Linked DNA regions of Homo sapiens: region 1 is linked to region 2. A link is a loop called in an ENCODE intact Hi-C map of the cell type or tissue named here. Cell type or tissue: mammary epithelial cell. All regions are shown on one strand. Region 1 holds the start of FOXC2-AS1 (FOXC2 antisense RNA 1). Region 2 has its middle 87 kb from the start of LINC02188.

Region 1 (5,000 bases), 240 kb after region 2:
TTGTGATTAGCCCTGCGATATCTTCTTACTGGGTCAGGAAGGCACAGGGTTATCAGACAGACTTCGTGCAAACTGCATTTGCGTGGTCTGCAGAGCCGCCCCAGCCCAGAGTCCCTGCAGCCTGTGGCAGACACTCTGACCCTACCATCCTCAACCTCCTTCCACCTTTCCTTGAAAGGCCCAGAACCTCCTGAGGACCAGAAGGCAACAGGAAAAGGTGGTAGATGAGTGAATCAAGAATAGCCAATGCCCCGGGCACGTACTTTTTGTACACTGGGCAGCAGACGAGCAGGGTGGCTGCCAAGATGCAAAACTGTTGGTGAGAACGTTGGCTATTCACAGCACGTGCTGTGGAATCTTCCCACTCTGCTGGGAGAGCAACAGATGCCCCAGAGGCCATTAAGCCCCCAGGCCTGAGGTCCACACAGGCACTGCAGGACGCAGGGGTTGCAGAAGACAGGGGCTGCACAGAGCTCTGAGCCAGCTCACAGCACAAGGGGCCACCGGCCTTCTAGCACTTACCGCACCTATCCCTGTCCCCACTGAAACGAGGAAACCTTGAGTGACAGGGCCCTCAGATGAGTCCCAAAATCCCCAGGCCGCTACACACTAAGGGCCTGGTTCTCCACTCTGCTGCCGCCGAAGACCTGAATAAAGCTTCAGATACAATCCCCCCGTTGCCCACGTTCCCCAAGGAGTGGAAAAAACCCCTCCCGATAACCTCCACAAGGGCCACTCACTTGGGCTTCCGGCCCCCACACAGCAGGACTTCTTTAAAAAGGCTTCCTAAAGGTGCAAAAGCCCAGCTTAGTTTCAACAGCAGAGCTGGGGGCTCTCAGCCACACCGTCGCTCTCCTTTATTTTCCGTGTGTCTCTCAGGCCTCGCCACTAACAGGACACCAACGGTTTCAAAGCTTACGATGAGGGCAAGCTTTCAGAAAGATTTCTTTAAAACGTCTAGGGAAGGGAAAAAGCCAGCTCGCTTACCGTCTGGAATACTCTCCTCTTCTCCTGGGGCAAATAGCATGAAGCGAGCAGAAGTAAAATGAAACCATCACGGCAGACGCAGGCAAGGAGCTTGGGCCACCTTCTTCTGCAGCTTGGAGAGGGTCTCTCCCCACCCCTACCTCCTTAACTTCCTCCTCCTGTTCACTCAACCAAAGCCCGTCTGGCCTGGGGCCTGCTGAAAGTCTAGCACCCGGACACCCGGGAACCCGCACATTATGAAAAAGAATGAGACAGCCGCCAAGTCTTAACTGTGTGCCACCTCTGGGGCCACAGATTGAAAGAGTCTGTGTTGCACATGTGGGGAAAATTATTATGCTTTAAGCTTCCCCTAATTCTATTTCAACATAGCGTGGAGATAAAGTGCCATGTTGAAAACAACAAGAAAAACACCCGGGTTACGTTCAGCGCCACTGCATCAAGCAAAATCACCTTTAGCAAAATCATCTGGTCTTGAAACGTTAAGCTCACAAAGAACTTCAGCATTAGCAAGGTACAGCTCACCTGCTGGGGTGGGAATTGATGAAGCTTTGGTCCCCAAATTCACACATAGAGGCCAGCAGGGGAGTGGTGGACTTCAGCCATTGAAATAGATAATAAAGCCATTTCGTCAGCTACATTTCACAAAAACTATGTTACTATTAAAAATGTAAAAGACGAGATATTAACATTGAAAACAAAAAATAATCTCTATTATTTAACATATTGAAAAACTTGAATTTAGAACTCTAAAAATATCATAAATTATTTTTGAAGGGTAATGAGGTTTTAAAATTTTTCACTGCGATGAGGGTGTAGATTTAGACATGACATTGAGAAGTAATAAAGTCTGAAATTCCCCTCTGATCTGGCCGCTAAGGGGGATGGATATCAAACGCTAGAAAATCCGTCCCCTTCAGACCTTCATTGGCCCAGTTCAAATTCTCTGGAAAACTATTAAAGCAGGCAAAGAGGCTCAAATTTTATAAAATCGGGGGAAAGCAGGACTCACCCTGGGTTGCAGTTAGCAAACGGGAAATGTTTATTCTTCCCTTCCTTCACCTCCTAAACTGGGGACGGCTGGACACTGAGATGGAGTGGCACTGTTTGTTTTGACAATTAGCATGTTTTTGTGCATTTAAGAAAATGCATCACGGCAAACTCATGGTCCGGTCCTTCAGGCAGCCCCCTCCAACTGGGCGGTTTCTCGAAAAGAAAAAATCCTAGAGTGGGATTTTAAAATTAATCAAAAGCCTTTTTCTGTCACTAAACAAGACAGCAGGTGTGTGCTCCTATTCTCTGGTCGTTTTTATGTGTCTACACATATACCCACCTGTGTAACAAAAATAATCAAAGCAGGTGGGTTTGCAAACACACCTCGTTTGTAAAAAATGCAACAACACAAACACACTGTCCAAACTTTGGGCAGAAAAAACAACATGGGTTTATTTTAAGGTAAGTACAACGATTAAGACCACGTAAGACAAACACAGATGAAGTTAGAGTTTTTAAGCTTTTTTTTTTTTTTTCTTTTAGGAATACTCAGGGTGGAACCTACTATACAAAACCATCACACTTTGTAAATAAAAAGTATCAGATACTTGACTTCTTTATCCACCAACAAAAAAATAAATTATTTTCTTGTTTTGTAAAAGACCTACAATGGGAAAAAGAATTATATCTCATAATTGTACAGGAAACAAAACCCACATCGGTTTCTTGAATTCAATTTGGCAGTTAGAAATGGTTGGGCAAGATGAAAAACTTATCCAGTGAACTCAACTTTAAATATTATATTAATGGCTCTGAACAACAACAACAACAACAAAATAGCCTGATTACAAATCCACACATTTGTACAGCACGGTTGGAGAAATTTAAAATTACACACAGCACATATATTATCTATAGAGACCCCCATACACCTATGGGGACCCCTACAGAAAGTCACTAGGGGCTCGCTATGGGATTTGGTCCATAACTTAACTTTTGAAAGCTCAGGTCGAGCACAGCACAGCCGTCCTGGTAGGGGAGGGGGATTTTAAGATCAATACTCATTTTGTTGGGCTGCGTCCCTTTGGAGGGGTTTCCTGGGATCCCAGAAACGGGGCGGCGAATTAAAGTTACCTGCGCTCTTCACAGACGGCTGGGGGCTAGCGTGCCCGCTCTCTGCTCCCGGGTCTGAGAAAAGGTTGGTGGACATGTTTTGTTTCTTTTTTGCGTCTCTGCAGCCCCTTAATTGTCTGGTTGGGTCGGGGCTGGGAAGCGAAGCCGGAGCGGGCCGGGGAGGGGAGGTCCCGGGACACGTCAGTATTTCGTGCAGTCGTAGGAGTAGGGGGCTGCGTGGCGATAGAGAGGCGGCGTGGATCTGTAGGGCAGCTGGCAGCTGGCATTGCCACTCACCTGGGACTCCCCGAGGGTCGAGTTCTCAATCCCCAGCCGGTGGGAGTTGAACATCTCCCGCACGTTGGGGAAAGTTTGCTGCTGGGCCGCGAACGTGTGGCCGGGGAGGTGGTTCAGGTCCCCGCTGTGGTTGAGATACCAGGAGGCCGCCTGCGCCGCGGCGGCCCCGGGCTGCGGCGTCGGCTGGGGCTGGGGAGCCGGCGGGGGCGGCGGCGCCTGCGGGTGGTGGTGGCCGTGGTGCTGGTGGTGGTGGCCCGTGGCGGCGAGCGCGCCCTCCTGGCCGGCGGCGAGGTTGAGAGCGCTCAGGGGCGACGTGGGGCCGCTCGGGTGGTCCGAGAGGGCCTCGTCCAGGGCGGGCGGGACGCACATGTGCGCCGGCCGCTCGGCCCCGGTGTACAGGCTCATCGCTCGCATGCTGCACTGGTAGCCCCCGGCGGCCCCGGCCTCCAGGCCCTGAGCGCACGGCTGGCCGTAGGCGGCGGGCGGCGCGGCGGCGTAGGGCAGCGCCAGCGGCGGCACCACCAGGCCCGCGCGTCCGGCCCCCGGGCTCAGCTCTCCGCCCGGCGGCGACGTTCGCAGGGTCATGATGTTCTCCACGCTGAAGCCAGGCAGCCCGTTGGGCGCCGCGGCGTGGTGCTCCGGCAGCGAGCCGTCGGGGGAGCCGGCGGGCGTGGAGGCCGCGCTGCGCGGGCTGCCCTGCAGCGCGCTCTCGGGGCTCAGCGTCTCCACCTTGGTGATGACCGGCAGCGCCGGGGACGCCGCCTCGCTCTTGATCACCACCTTCTTCTCGGCCTCCTTGGGGGCGTCCGCTAGGTGGGGGGTGGCCGGGGCGCCCTTGGACGCCGCCGGGGGCGGCTCCTTGAGGTGGGCCCGCTCCTCCTTCTCCTTGGACACGTCCTTCTTTTTGAAGCGCCGCCGGCGCCGCAGGAAGCTGCCGTTCTCGAACATGTTGTAGGAGTCCGGGTCCAGGGTCCAGTAACTGCCCTTGCCGGGCTTCTTGTCGTCGCGGGGCACCTTGACGAAGCACTCGTTGAGCGAGAGGTTGTGGCGGATGCTGTTCTGCCAGCCCTGCTTGTTCTCCCGGTAGAAGGGGAAGCGGTCCATGATGAACTGGTAGATGCCGTTCAAGGTGATCTTCTTCTCGGGCGCGTTCTGGATGGCCATGGTGATGAGCGCGATGTAGCTGTAGGGCGGCTTCACCAGGTCCTTAGGCGCCGCGGGCTGGTGGTGGTGGTAGGGCGCGTAGGAGCGGCCCATCCCCGCGCTGTACTGCTCCGGGTGGCCGGAATAGACGCCCATGGGGCTGGCCATGCCGCCGTAGCTGCCCGCAGCCCGGTAGTAATTCTGCTCGCTCAGGTAGGGCACCACTCCCAGGGCGTTGGGGTCGGACACGGAGTAGCGCGCCTGCATGCTGCTTCCGAGACGGCTCGCCGGCGCCCTCGCGCACGGACTGCGGCCGGGGGAGCGAGGGGGGCCCTGAGAGCGAGAGAGCGCGAGAGAGCCAGAGGGGGAGAGGAGGGGAGCGGGAGGGGCGGCCCCGGGCTCCTGGCAGCCTCCGGGGCGAGGGTGCGCGGGCGGCGGCGCTCGGGCCGAGCAGGGGCGCGCGCTTTCAG
Region 2 (5,000 bases):
TGTCAAGTGCCATTAAAAAAATCTTGCTGGAATTTTTATTGCCAATGCATATAATTTAGAAATTGATTTAGAGAGAAAGGACATCTCAGTGAAATTGAGTCTTCCCATCTATCTCCATCTAGTTTGGTCTTCCACATCCTTCAATGCAGTTTTACAATTGTCTCAAAAATTGTCTTTCATAGTTTTGTGAAAATTACTCATAACTAAGCTTTAGTTTTGTTAGTACTGTGAATGGGATCTTACATCTTCTTAAGTGGTTATGACTGGTGGATGGAAATGAATTTATTTTTAATGTTTACTTTTGATTCAGAAGCTTTGCAGAATTTACTTATTGTTTTATTAGTTTGTAGATTCTCTTGGATTTTCATTGCAGACAATTATGCTGTCTACTGATAATGACAGCTTTGTCTCTCTCTCTCTAGTTCTTCCCCCTTTCTTCCTTGTTCTCACAGTAGTGTATTGATGGAGATTGCTAGTCAAACATCAAAAGCGGGCAACGGCAGATGGTTGGCACCCTGAGTTTGTTTCTGAATATAACAGAAATCCTGCTAAATTTTCACTATTAAATATGATGTTTATGGAAGATACTCTTTATCGGTTTTACAATTGTCCCTTTCATTTCTAGTTGTAAAAATATTATGTTTGCTCATTTGTTTGTTCTTATCATGGATGGTTGTTTAATTTCATCATTAATTTGTCTACAACTATTGAGATAATAATATTATAGTGTAAGTGTCTAAATCTTGGGCTTCCCTAATAAAAGACCCTTGCTCTTGGAAGTGAATTAACTCTACAAATATTGACTGAGGACTAACTTTTTACCAGGCATAAGCCAGGAGCTGTAGACAGATGCAATGGTAAGAATAGACACGGCCCCTTTTGTTATGGGGATTTCAGTCTAATAAACTGTTGGATGAGCCACAATTTTAAAAGGGCCAATAATCTCTAATGGTCCTCAAAAGACCTGCGAATGGAAAGAGCCCTGGAGTGCTGGAGCCTACTCACACCAGCTTGTGAGAGCAGACCGTGTGCATCTCTCCCCATCTCTGAGTTCAGTGATGTGACACTGGCCATTTGAAATCAACCATGGTGGGGGTATTCACACATTTGGTCACTCCAGTAATTCTATTAAGTAGGATCATAGAGCTGATTATGATAATAGTTATTAGAACCATTTCATGGTCATAGAATAATGAAACATTCTATGATCATGATATGGCAAATGGACAACGGCAAACTAAACTAATCAGAGCTTTCTTCAGGGCGCCAGGCTATCAAACACTTCCCAGTGCACCACTATTTCTTCCCATCTCTGCTGGAGTCAGCACAAACAGAACTTGAAAACCAGTCGATAGCAGCATGCAGCCTTGGAGGGAAGTCTTCTGCTTCCAGGAGTAAAGCCTCTTCTTTTATTCCCAGCTTCCTGATGCCAGTGGACCAGTGTTTGGGTCATACCACTGTGAGAGGCAGTGATGTGCTGGGTGAGGAGCATCAGCTGGAGTTGGGCTGGGTGGGAATCCCAGCTCTGCCACTATTTGCTATGTGACCCTGTGCAAATTACTTAACATGTTTGAGCCTCAGATTTTTCTACAGAAAATGATCATAGAATCATGAAATGGTTATAAGAATTATTACCATAATCAATGCTATGATCCTACTTAATAGAATTGCTGGAGTGATCAAATGAGAGAATACATGTCAAGTTCTTAGCAGAATGCTTAGCAAGAAGAAGACACAGTAAATTCTAGCAAGTTCTTCGCAGAATGCTTAGCAAGAAGGAGACACAGTAAATTCTGGCAAGTTCTTCACAGAATGCTTAGAAAGAAGAAGACACAGTACATTCTAGCTCTAATTATTGTTGTGTTCCCATAATATTTCCGACTTGAAGATGATGACCAGGTCCTAGCAATCTATATATACTTGTGACTTTGCACAGTTCCTGATATGCAAGAAACAGTTGAGGGCATGACTGAATGAATGAATGACGTTCATCCCATCAGGATGATCAGAGAAATGGTCCACATCCTGAGAGTTAGCATAGACCAGGGACAAAGCCTGCCCTGTCTTTAGCCAGCAACAGCTTCCCCAGGTAAAGCTGCACGTGTACAAGAACCGGCTGAGCTGTCATCATGACTTATTCCACCAGGATCTTTTCCATGGAGGGGAGAAGGCCAACAGAGGTTTTGTCTGCCCTCTGTGGCTCAATCTCCGTGTGGCACCAGATAAACTTCTTTAAAATTTTGTTTGTCCAATGACTAATTTGGTTGATTCATTTCTCACCGACTTTAACCAGCAAGTTGTGGCTGACCTGAACGATGGATAAGATGCTTGTTCCCAGCCCCAGCTGCACATCCGAATTCCCTGGGGAGCTTCCAGCAAATACCACTGCCCAGACCCCCATGCCAGAGATTCCAACCCAGCCTCTCTGGGATGAGGCCTGGGAAACTCCCCAGGGATTCTAGAGCAAAGTCAGGACTGAGAACCAATGCATTTGACCACAGGACACAGATCAGCCCTGTACCTCCTTCCGCAGGCTGTTGCCAGGTGAGGGTTGTAGCTGCGGAGCTTTGGGGTGTGTGCTGGGAAGGGGCTTTTTGGCCCCAGCCGGCCGGCCATTTGGTGGCCATTTGGCCATGTTACGGAGAAAAACGATCGGCCCACGAGGTGGTTTGGCCTTTTAGGAAAAGCTGCTGGTGGATTGGATTCCTCTGCCTTAGAGCCAGGTGCTCTGGCCCAGTGAGGAGGCAGCTCCCATGAAGATACTGACGAGAGCAGCAAAGTGCAAGTGGGTGGCAGGAGCGCCAGGACTCGCTGTAGCTCCAAGATCCCCGAGGATGGGGGTCCTGCACAGAGGTCACTGCAAAGGCAGAACTCCTGTGTGCCCAGGAAAACATGCACAGTACTTAACAGCTTGCAAAAGGCTTGCTACAGCAGGGGTCCCAGGCCCCTGGACTGCAGACTGGTGTCAGTCCATGGCCTGTTAGTAACCGGAGCAGCAGGAGGTGAGCGGAGGGTGAGCAAGCATGGCCGCCTGAGCTCTCCCTCCTGCCAGGTCAGTGGCGGCATTAGATTCTCACAGGAGAGGAACAGTCCCGTGAACTGTGCGTGTGAGGGATCCAGGCTGCACGCTCCTTACAAGAATCTAACGAATGCCTGATGATCTGAGGTGGAATAGTGTCATCCCAAAACCATCCCTCCCAACAGGCCTGTGGAAAATTGTCTTCCACGAAACTGGGTACCTGAAATGTTGGGGACCGCTGTTCTAAATGGTCTTAACTGGGTCTTTAAGGAGAGTAGGAGAGTAGGTAGTGAGGTTGGGATTCTTATACCCATTTTGCAGGTGGCAACTCTGAGGTTCAGAGGGGTTAACTGATTCCAGCAATGGCCTGTGGCTGGCAAATAGCAGATTAGGATGAAAGCTGAGTTATCTGGGGCCCAAACTGTCCCAGGGACTCAACCTCTAAGTCTATCCTTCCAGACAACTCAGAAACTAAAGCCATTTCCAAGCTGCACCCACCCCAACCATGCTCTGTGGGCTAGCCCCCTCTAGCCACCTCTTGTCTGATGCCAGTTGATCCTGGGAACACCTGGATGGGATGGTAGCAACAGAAACCAGGCAAAGCAGAAGAATCCTCAGCCTCTCCAATTTGTTCTCTTTGCAATTTCTATCAAGAATCGGCTGGGGGAGAAATCGAGTTGTGGCTGAAATGAAGTTTTAAATCAGTTTTCCAACCTTTCCAAGTATGACATCAGAAAAAGATGTCATGGACTCTTCAAGATAGCAATCCTGAAGATTTAAGGTCTGATGATCTGATTTAATATGTGTGTATTGAGAAAATGCACTGACAAAAACGCCTTCTGTGAATTCCATAACACTCTTCAATTAAATTTAGTAAACCAGCAATGGGAACAGCATATACTGTTAAAAATAATAGTCCAATTCATATGTACAAGACCGTATTTTCTCTAGGGATGCTTTTGCTATTAGGTAAGAAAATGTCTGTTTTTTAAAAATGATGATTATTTGTTTACGAAAGAAATGATGTGAAATCAGGGAAGCATGGCAGAGTATTGAAAACTTGAATGTAGTTAGTAGGTTTATGAAAGCTCATTAGACTATTTGCCTACTTTTAAGTGTTTGGAAATTTTTATAATAAAAATTTTAAATAAATATAATACCTGGCCCACAAAATCAGACTTCCTTAAAATAATGTTGTCCCCTTCCCCTAGTGACATCTGTAGACACAGATTGGAACCAGTGGTTTTAGATTACTGGCAAATGCCTGTCATTTAAGTTTTTAAAAAATCTCGTAGCTCAAGATGGAAGACAGCGATGATTCGTATTTGTGTTTACCCTTTTGCTCATCAACCCAGATTTTTCCACTCCATTCTGCGCAGATAATGTCAGTAGCCAATCCATGAGTATGGATTGATCCCCTGTCACATGTTAGGCTCTGAAATGGGTCTAAGAAGACCAAAGAGATGTGGACCTTCCTCCCCAGGCGGCTCACAGTCGTGCGGGAGAGATGGGTGCTACACAAATCGTAATGGATGATTAATAAAATGATTGCAAGGATGCGGTGTTAGGAAGCCAGGGTGAGGGGCAGGTGCTATGGAGGCCCCATAACAGGGAAGCTGTGTCCCGGAGCATGGAGTTGGAAGAAATGAGACCTGAGTTTATCAAGCCCAGAGATCAGCCTCAGGGGCTTTCCTGACATTCCACAGAGCCCGGCCCCCAGCTCCTGCTGTGTGCGCCTCCAGGGTCTGGGGTGGGGGGGCTCCCTGCTTAGCGACCTAATGAGGTCAGAAGGAGCAGCGGGAACGTCCTCCCGCTGCCTTCCAGCCTCCTTGTCAACAGCTGGCCTTTGAGGGGACTAATCTTCGGTATGTTTGATATGAAGTGGGAAAGCAAAAATAATCACCTGCCAGTGAGTCCCTCTTCCTAACAGACAGGGAGCGATCGGGTTTCCAGAGGCGTGGGCAGAGGAGTTGCCGCTCCC

The links. A loop is a pair of places that touch in the nucleus more often than their neighbours do. Peaks named below come from ENCODE experiments on the same cell type or tissue, not always from the same donor. Only the 100,000 strongest peaks of a DNase experiment are listed, where the experiment ranks them.
Region 1: a loop joins it to region 2, with 9 times the contacts of the local background. A loop is called at or near these places in 2 of 110 quality-filtered maps.

Annotation. Positions count from the first base shown.
Region 1 is chr16:86,567,133-86,572,132 of GRCh38, reverse strand. It overlaps FOXC2 (forkhead box C2), which reads right to left. Exons shown (of 1, transcript NM_005251.3): 1 at 2,405-5,000. The coding sequence starts at 4,797. The coding sequence ends at 3,292. It overlaps FOXC2-AS1 (FOXC2 antisense RNA 1), which reads left to right and starts at 4,372. Exons shown (of 2, transcript NR_125795.1): 1 at 4,372-4,516. RefSeq lists enhancers at 1,291-1,792, 4,001-4,584, 4,585-5,000. In mammary epithelial cell, no CTCF peak of the experiment used is centred here; a DNase peak (open chromatin) is centred at 4,732; H3K4me3 peaks cover 3,088 bases; H3K27ac peaks cover 821 bases.
Region 2 is chr16:86,807,024-86,812,023 of GRCh38, reverse strand. No RefSeq gene overlaps it. Among named protein-coding and RNA genes, the nearest start is that of LINC02188, 87 kb to the right of the region's middle. In mammary epithelial cell, a CTCF peak has its summit at 2,182; a DNase peak (open chromatin) is centred at 2,183.